Regions from separate parts of the Mus musculus genome. Here region 2 is linked to region 1. A link is a loop called in an ENCODE intact Hi-C map of the cell type or tissue named here. Cell type or tissue: left cerebral cortex. All regions are shown on one strand. Each heading gives the region's core, and the rest is flanking DNA. Links, peaks and the distances in the headings are about the cores only.

Region 1 (4,390 bases), core at 93-4,092:
AGAGCTGACTTCCTTCCCACAGCAAGAGTCCGTGCAACAGCTGCGCCAAGGGCTTCTTCCCTCGCACGCTGTGCCTTAGCACTTTATGTTCAGGCACATCTGGTTTTCTCTCTGCGGACAGCCCTTCTTTTTTTTATCAAGTTGTAAAAAACGTATTCTTGATTTTTTTTTTTTTTATCCCCGATGTGGCATCTTTGCCATTAGAAAGCCCTCCATGCCAGCTCCATTTTCTTGCTTTGTGTTCTCTTAGGTCTCCTCTGTGCAGACACATCACTTCATACACACTGGTAATCACCCTGCTTTTCAGTCTGTTTCCAGTGGGGTTGCAGAGGGCAGCGGGCAGTGAGTTCTGGGTCATCTGTCCCAAACACTTAATAGCATGTAGTCTCCAGTATATTTTCAAAAGATGTTTTTGAGCGAGTGAGTGAATGAGTGAGTGAGCAAATGAACAAATGAGTGAGTGAATGAATGAGTGAACAAGCCAATGAGTGAATGAATGAATGAGCAAGTGAATGAGTGAGTGAGTGGATGAGCAGGTAAGTGGGTAAGTGAGTGAATGTATGAATGAGAGAGTGAGGAAGTGAATGAGTGAATGAGCAGAACCCATGGGTTTCCCAGACACATGCACCTGAGAACCTGTGAGGGTATTGGGTGTAAAGAAGACACTAAAAGTCTGTAGAATGGGTAGAATGAGAGATTTTTTGTTGTTGTTGTTTTGTTCACTTTTTTTCCAAAAGCAGTCCTGAGGCTGCTATTCCACTGGGATGAGCATCTGTCTGCCTTTCTGGGAGAAGAGAGGACACAGGTTTGGTTCTTTTTGTAGAGGAAGAACAAGAGGATGGACGAGGCAGAAATAAATATTATTTGTGTGGGAAACAGGCAGACTTCTGCCAAAAGGTTCAAGTCGGGGCCACTTCCTGAAGAGGCCACAGCACACCTCCACACATCCTATGTAGATGATCAAGAAGGGCCTGTTCCCGTATGAGCACCACTTCTAAAGGGAAGGACTGTCCAGGCACCAAGAGGACCAAGCTGGGCGGGCGGTCCTGAAACAGCTTAGTAACAACAGCAGCGTGCCAGGCCAGGTCCTCAGACAGCGGAGAAGGGGAGCCTATGGACACAGCATCCTTGAACATCAAGGAAGAAACGAGCTGGCCCAGAGTTGGGACACAAAGAGAAATCCCCCAAAGTGGTTATTCTCAAAAGGCCACCACTCCATGCTGCCTGGCCCATCAATGGAGCTCAAGGTCACCTCAGAAAAAGACTTGAAGAGGCGAAACAAGAAGCTTCGAAACCAGCACGTAAACTACCTATTGTCAGGAGATCTGGTCTCTTGAGAAAGGTTCCTTCTGGCACCTACTTATCTCTGAGCCTACACCACATGCCTGCTAAGGGTGCAGACTCTCAATAGTCACAATACCAATGATCTCAAAGCTTTGGGCACAACTGAACTTGGGTTTTATGCCTGTCATCTTTTCTTGTCATTAACAAATTTGTATTTGACTTTTAAACATCTTAAAGCTTGCCTACTTTCCCAGTGTAAATAGGACTCTTCCATGTAAATACTTTAATAAAATATGATAGTGGTTTAAAAATAGTGGTTGCATGCATGCCCGGGGGTGATGAGGTGGAGGAAGGGTTGTCATTGCCCATTGGTGACTATAGACAACAAGGGCTGGCAAGACATGTTTGTAGTATGCTGTGGGTCCAGGGTCTGAGTGAGACCGAATGTCACCCTAATACAGTTCAGATGCTGTTAGATCCGGGTTTGACATTACCTCACTGTTCTCAGCCTCTTCCTGGTATAGCTCCCAGGCTGTGGAGTCAGGGGCTGAGCTGGTAGGGAAATGTCCTCAAATAACACCCGAACTTCTGCTTTGAGGAGAATTCTGCGGCCTCACGCAATAGCAACCCGTGAGGTTCAAAGATCAAGCCCAAGTCATTATCCCACTGCTGCCCACCTGCCTGGGGCTAGGCGTGGAATCCAGGCATGATCTTCAAATCAGTACAACAAAGACGATAGCGTCATAGAAGAGAGAGAAATGAGCAAGAAAAGGAAAATGGACAACTCCATGGTAATTGTTTGCCAGTTACCTCGCGGTTCTGGTAAATTTCATTCGCTTTGCAAGACAGATTTGGGTTCTCTTGCAATGGATTTGGTTTTCTCTTTTCTTTCCAGTTTGAACCCAATCTCCAGGCATGCAGGAGCCAATAGGAAGCCGCTGTGATGCCCTCGATGGTCACAGCATTGTAGGGACCTCACTGCTGCCCTCTGCTGTCCAGGAGAGTGCCTGGCACCTTCTCGGGTCTAAGACCCTAGCAGAGCCTTTCGCTCCCCCAATCCCCTGCGAGACGCTGGCTTTTGAGAGGAAACCTCTAAGTTCCTGGAGGGGTTCCAGGAGGCCAAAGGCAGGCTCCCTGCCACTCATGCCGTCCCAGACCCCTCCCTCTGTTCAGTTCCTGCGGGAGGGGACCGGCAGCTAGGCTGTGGCAGGTTTCTGACATTTTTTTTTTTTTTTCCTTCTTAGAAATGGAAACCCTCCTTCCGGCAACGTGGCAGGAAAGCGAAGTCCCCTGGCGGTCGACCCAGGCCAAGGACATTTCCGTGGTAGCAGGTGGGAGGCCCGCACTGGCTGCAGTGCCGGGCAGGCGGGGTGCCACCACGGCAGCCAGCGAGCTCGCTTACCTGCTGTTGAATTTTTCAGGGTGTTTCTCTCTCATCATATGGAATCTGTGTGCAATTGAAGCATCCTGGAAACGGAAGAAAAGAAGGCAAGAAAAGCCTGGTTAGTGATTGTGGCCATGAGGTATGGTGGGAAGACACACATATATGCCCCTGGAAGGCCCAGATTCCAGAGACTCCAAATCATAGGGGCACAGCACCGCGTCCAGGCGTAAGCTAGTGCCACCACTCCGTCCTTTGAGAGCCTCACTTGGTTGCCTCAGAGCCTGGCACTCATCACAGTATCTCAAGCCCAGTGAGTGGCCACAGTTCAGCCTTTGTAAACACAGGCAAGAGCAGGCTCTAAAGAGAAGAGTGAGGGGCTCTCCTCAGGTGAAGCCAGAAGCCAGTGAGGAGTGGGTGAGGTGTGGTGAGGTGTGGTGTGGTGTGGTGTGGTGTGGTGTGGTGTGGTGTGGTGTGGTGATGGGTGGTGACATAAAGTGAGGACTATTTCATGAGAAGTTGCAAAAATAGTACTTTTTCTCATGTCCCACTCACCCAGCGTCCAGCGATGATAACATCTTATATAACAGCACATTATCAAACCCAAAGCTGTCGCTGGTATTAACTCTTTGTTGTCTGTTTCACCCAAAACAATTAACAATAGTACTGGATAGTGCGTTTAGCAGACAACAAAAGTGTATTAAACGTCTAACTTCTGCCTATTAATCATTCTATCCACAGGACTGCCTCTGAAGCTAGCGACAATCTTGATCCTTTCCTATCCAATCTGTTGCCCCACCCCCCACTTTGGCTGCATGGCTGGCTATCTGTACCACAGAACTCACCACGACGCTCCATGACACTGTGTTTCTGGGTGTCCCATTTCTCAGGTTGGAACCAGAGTCCAGCCCAGAGTCCTATCTGCATCCCACACTCCCATTACAGCTATCTGTGAGTGCTCATGGTTGTGACTGGTGTTGACATGGTGGGGCTCCAGGACCTATAGGCCAGAATAGGATCCAAGCTGAACTCGGTTCTTCACTCTTAGCCTCCTGCACCTCCTAACGAGCCCAGCAGAAGAGTGTGTACTGCCCCCTTATCACACAGTCCCAATCGAGCACTGTGGAGGCAGATGCTGAACACTCGAAATTAACTAACTAATTGGTTGGAGACAGGACAGCCCAGAAACAAGGAGCTGATTTAGATTTGCCCAGAAGTGACTGCAGCAGCCAATCAGAAATCTCTGGGGATGCTGGGGTATCCCTGTAGTCTCAGCATGTGGATAGAGTGAGGCAGGAGGATTTAGAGTTCAAGGCTAGCCTGGACTACAAGGTGGTACTATATCTCAATGAACCTACCCACTCACACGCCTACCTAACAACCAACAATCAACAAATAAATAACCAACAAAAATCTCTTTATTAGACTCCGTGTTCAAAAGATTCTTAAAATTCTGGAGAGCCAAAAATAAAAGTTCATAGAGCAGATTTTTAGCTAATGTATATTCCCTCTTCCCCTCTCTTCCCTTTTCGTTTCCTCTCTTCCTTCTTTCCTTCTTTTCCCCTTTCTCCTCTCTCTCTCTCTCTCTCTCTCTCTCTCTCTTTCTCTTTCCCTCCTTCTCTCCCTCTTTCTTCTAAGACAGCTCTTACCATGTGGTTCTAGCTGGCCTGGAACTCACTATGTATACCAGCAGTTCTCAACCTTTTGGGCCTGACCTCTGTGGGG
Region 2 (4,390 bases), core at 104-4,103, 130 kb before region 1:
ATAAAATGGGCTCAGTGGAATGAGCTAGACCTAGAAGCTTACACCACAGGGCGGCGACGCTCTGCCCTAGGGCCTGATAGATACTTCTGATGCTGTGCCCAGAGCCTTTTTCTGCAAGGCTCTCCATGCCATCCACCCACCCCCGCCACCCTAGGTCTCCACTCCAATCCTTACCAATAGTTGTAGAGGCACTTTTCTCCATACTTAGCACCAAGAGCCTGCTCGTGGCTACAGGACGACAACTCGGAGGAGGGGCTGTGCAGCTCCCGTTTGATCTTGGTGGGAGGTGGAGCATGAAGCACCACTGAAATCAGAAGGGGGGGGGGGACAGCATTTATTCACTAAATCACTCTTCTTCCCACAAACTTCCCCAGCAGGTAGCTCTTACAGCTCAAGGTCAAGAAAACCCGCCCCACCTAAATATGCAACCTTTTGTTAAAAACCGATTAAGGTCCCTCAGCGGAATGCTTGCAACCTAAGCGCTTAGGGTGAGCTTGTGGCTAGCCTGAGATACATAGTGAACTCCTTAAAAATCACCCCAGGACATTTTAAATGAGGGCCCTCCCAGCCCAATTTCTTTAATCATGAGTCTTGTTTCCCAGTTTCTGAAGACTTGAAAAACCCCAAAGGTGCTGGGCAGTGGTGGCACGTGCCTTTAATCCCAGCACTTGGGAGGCAGAGGCAGGTGGATTTCTCTGAGTGTGAGACTAGCCTGGTTTATAGAGTGAGTTCTAGAACAGCCAGGGCTATGAGGAGAAACCCTGTCTTTGGGTTGGGTGTGGGGCAAAGAGAAAAGTGTTGCCACAGCCATTTGAAGCCTGCCACCACAGTTTGGGTTGTTTTCTCCTTTTGGAGACAGGATTCTGGGTGTTCACACTTCTTAGGGCTCTGTTGTCTTTTATTTCATCAACACCTTTGGGATTTTTGTTTTGTTTTGGTTGGTTGGTTTTGGTTTTTCGAGACAGGGTTTCTCTGTATAGCCCTGGCTGTCCTGGAACTCACTTTGTAGACCAGGCTGGCCTCACACTCAGAGATCCGCCTGCCTCTGCCTCCCAAGTGCTGTACTAAGACGTGCGCCAGCACCATACCACACCACCTAGCTGCAATATGTGCCTTATACAGAAGCATCTTTCCAAGTTAAATATGATTTTCAAAGTCTTTTCTCAAGTGTCACTAAATAGTAGTTCTGAGTAAGGACCACGCAGGCTTAGGGGAATTACAAAACACTTGAGAGCGAAAGACAAAACCAACTTGGTGGCCCTCTGGGCCAAGGCTGACCACCTAGGAAGTCTGTGGGGAACTTTGTGTCCACAGTATCTGCTCCCAGCCATTCCCAGCAGCCTATCAGGAAGGGCAGGCTTCCATAAGAAGTCGTGGTACCCAGTGATGGTTTGTTCCCCTTGAAACTGTTTCCCAATGTAACCACACTGAAGGGAGGTGTCTGGGTCATGAAGAGACGAAGCAGGGTCTCCACTTTTGTTTTTTAATTTCATGTTCACTGGTGTTCTGACCGATTGTCTGTATGAGGGTGTCAGACCCCCATGAAACTGGAATTGCAGACATCTTAAGCTGCCACCTGGGTGCTGGGAATTGAACTTGGGACCTCTAGAGGAGCAGCCAGTGCTCTTAACCGCTAAGCTATCTCTCCAGCCCGTTCTTCACTTCCATGAGTGTGCTTCACTGTCTCGTCTCTTCCCATGCACTCCCCGTTCCCTCTGCTTTGCATAAAGACTTCAGCAGATGCTCCTCGGTGTCCAGAACCAGAACCAAAATAAACTTTACAAACTACACATGGACAGACTTATAGTCACACACGTATATTTATGTACTCTTCATAAATTACCCAGGCTGGGTTATCCTGTTACAGCAACAGAAAATGGACTAAGACAATGCTAATGGCTTCTCCTGAATTCATGAGGTAAGTCCACGTGGCTGGGCCATGTGCTTAGACACCCACTACAGATTCTGCATAGGATTAGCCTGAGAGGGCAGAAAAACAAGACTTCTCAAAATGAAGGATTTACCGTGCGTCCACACTCCAGAATACAGAAAGCTAAGTTTGCCCTTACCTGGATACTAAATTGCTTCAAAGAGGCCCTTTCCCCAAAGTAGAACAAACCCTAACACAGACACTGTAGCACGAGGGCTGTCCCTTCTGGCAAGAATATTAAAATGGCTACTTTCTGCCTATCTACCTGCAGGGTGTAGGGTAACTTCTCTGAGCACTACTTAACCCCCTTATCACAAGACTCAGGGCATAAGCAGAGGAGACAGTGTTCTGCTAAACCCCCTCAGATCTTCTCTGATTTAATGTTTATTCCTACTACTCACTTGTAAGATTCTGGCTTAGATCTGATTTTACTAGTCAGACTTATTTCCATAGGCATCCTTTTCTATCTAGGAAGACTGAACAATCTTCCAGACAACTGGTTTCTCTTATAGCTTCAAATCTGATGAACTGAATCTGACCCCCAAATCCCATGGTAAATGAGAACTGACTTCTGAAAGCTCCCCCGCCCCCAACACACACACAAATGCCATTATACACAGGCACACACATGTATTCACACCCTGTGTGTGTACCCCAAGCCCCCACCATTTGTATGCACCCCACACATGTGTGCAGTCTACCTCCACCCCATATATATAAAGAAAAGGCTGTCTTGCCAACAGACTGGAGAAGACTGGTTTTCATAATTCCTTTCTTACATAACACCAACTGTGTTTTCCTGAATCCATGAAATAAGTTGAGAACTAGCAGATTATATTTAGAAGTCTAATATTAGAGTCTCTGTCATGAGTTTTTGATGGTGACATCATGGCAGCCGGGAGTCAATTGTTATCAAATGTTTTCAGATACAAAAAGAAGCTAAGCCTCTGCATTTGCATTTTGTTAGTGAGAAATTCCAGGATGGCCCCTTGGTCACGACCTCTCCTTTTATTACTTTCCTGCTGTCAAAACTTTCTACCAAATCAGAACAATATCCAAACTCCACTTTAAATAAAAATTATGTATAGCCTTTAAAGCCTAGCTTTTCTTTGTCTAAAAGTTGTCATTTATAATCATTGCTTTACCTAAATTTGGAAAAGCAAACGATAAGGGTGATATTCAATTTCTCACTTCAGGTTTCTCCCTCTTTACAATCTTATTATTAAAATTATCAGTTTTCCTGACAAGGCGAACTAATCTATGCCACTTGCTGTCTCTACCTCAGTCAGTGGCTTCTACACCTGGCTGTCTTGTAATGGAATCAAACTTTATCTAGAAATTTCAAGAAACTTGACGAATAGCCAGGCATGGTGGCGCTAGGCACAGTGGCACACTCAGGTTCAGGTAGGAGGATCAGAAGTTTGTGCCCAGATTGGGCTACATGACAAAACCTCTCAAAAACAAAACACCCCCCCCACCCCAAATCAAAAACCATACCACCCCCACTATAATAAAGTATAAATTGATTATATTACAAACCAGCTTTTAACACAAAGGCATGGTCCACATTCACTCTTTAATTCTAGGTACAGTTTAGCTGTAAATGCCCATCCCCCATCAGGCATCTGGAGAGATCACAGATCTGGGCTGACAGAAGAGCGGTGAGGCCTGAGAGCCAGGAGAAGCAGCCCATTGCCCAGTTCTGCTGGGTATCAATCAAGCCAAGGAATGCACCTTGCTTTTGTGTTTCCTCATATGTAAAATGAAGCACACTGAGCTGCCCCAAGAGCAGAACCCCCATGGAGGGAAGGAAGACGCTGCATAATTTTAACAGAATGCTTGACTTCCCACAGTGGACTACGTAAATAAACAATGGCAGACGTATGTGGCTGGCTGTAAAGGTTAGAAGTGGATTTGACTCAGGAAGGCTCTCAACTCCAGAAGTCTGAAATGGTCAAAGGGCTGCCTATTTGAGCTGATAAGCACCTACCCTTAGAAAACTCTTGTGTTCAGAGGATAAAGAGGGGCTCACAAAGTCAGTCACCTTGACAACAACTCCCGCCTTCACCATCACCAATACCTCATTCCTGCCTTCCCTGCTTGGACCTTGTGAGACCATATTCTCTCAGCGCTAACAAGTTAGGCTGACAGGAAGATCACAGTAGTTAGATTTGACTTTCATCATGTTTTTCTCAGAGAAGCAGTAGAGAGGTTGGTGTTGGGGCCTTGGCCCACTTTGTTCAATGCTCTATGCATAGAACCCTGAGACCCTAAGGAGTTGGGCTCGGAGTCTTAAGAGTCTCTGGGAAAGGGAGAGACTTGGAGTCTCTCCAAGTCACTGTTGGGCTCCTACCACAGGGTCAGAACTGGGAGACATCCCAAGTATCTACTTTGCCCATTAGAAATAGAGGGCATACTTTTTTTTTCAACCTAAAAACAATAAAAATATCACATTATACC

What was found. A loop is a pair of places that touch in the nucleus more often than their neighbours do. Peaks named below come from ENCODE experiments on the same cell type or tissue, not always from the same donor. Only the 100,000 strongest peaks of a DNase experiment are listed, where the experiment ranks them.
Region 2: it touches region 1 in a loop (3-fold over the local background); 1 of 42 quality-filtered maps calls a loop at or near these places.

The regions. Positions count from the first base shown.
Region 1 is chr16:22,545,966-22,550,355 of GRCm38, forward strand. Dgkg (diacylglycerol kinase, gamma) reads right to left here. Exons shown (of 25, transcript NM_138650.2): 20 at 2,687-2,751. It overlaps Gm15651 (a long non-coding RNA gene), which reads left to right. Exons shown (of 3, transcript XR_384735.4): 1 at 1-2,615; 2 at 2,706-3,952. Among named protein-coding and RNA genes, the nearest start is that of Gm15651, 8.1 kb to the left of the region's middle. In left cerebral cortex, for the core only: CTCF peaks have their summits at 2,298 (motif pointing left) and 2,501; DNase peaks (open chromatin) are centred at 2,276 and 2,872; H3K4me3 peaks cover 946 bases; H3K27ac peaks cover 2,060 bases.
Region 2 is chr16:22,412,671-22,417,060 of GRCm38, forward strand. It overlaps Etv5 (ets variant 5), which reads right to left. Exons shown (of 13, transcript NM_023794.2): 6 at 175-304. Among named protein-coding and RNA genes, the nearest start is that of Etv5, 25 kb to the right of the region's middle. In left cerebral cortex, for the core only: no CTCF peak of the experiment used is centred there; DNase peaks (open chromatin) are centred at 1,858 and 2,696; H3K27ac peaks cover 1,916 bases.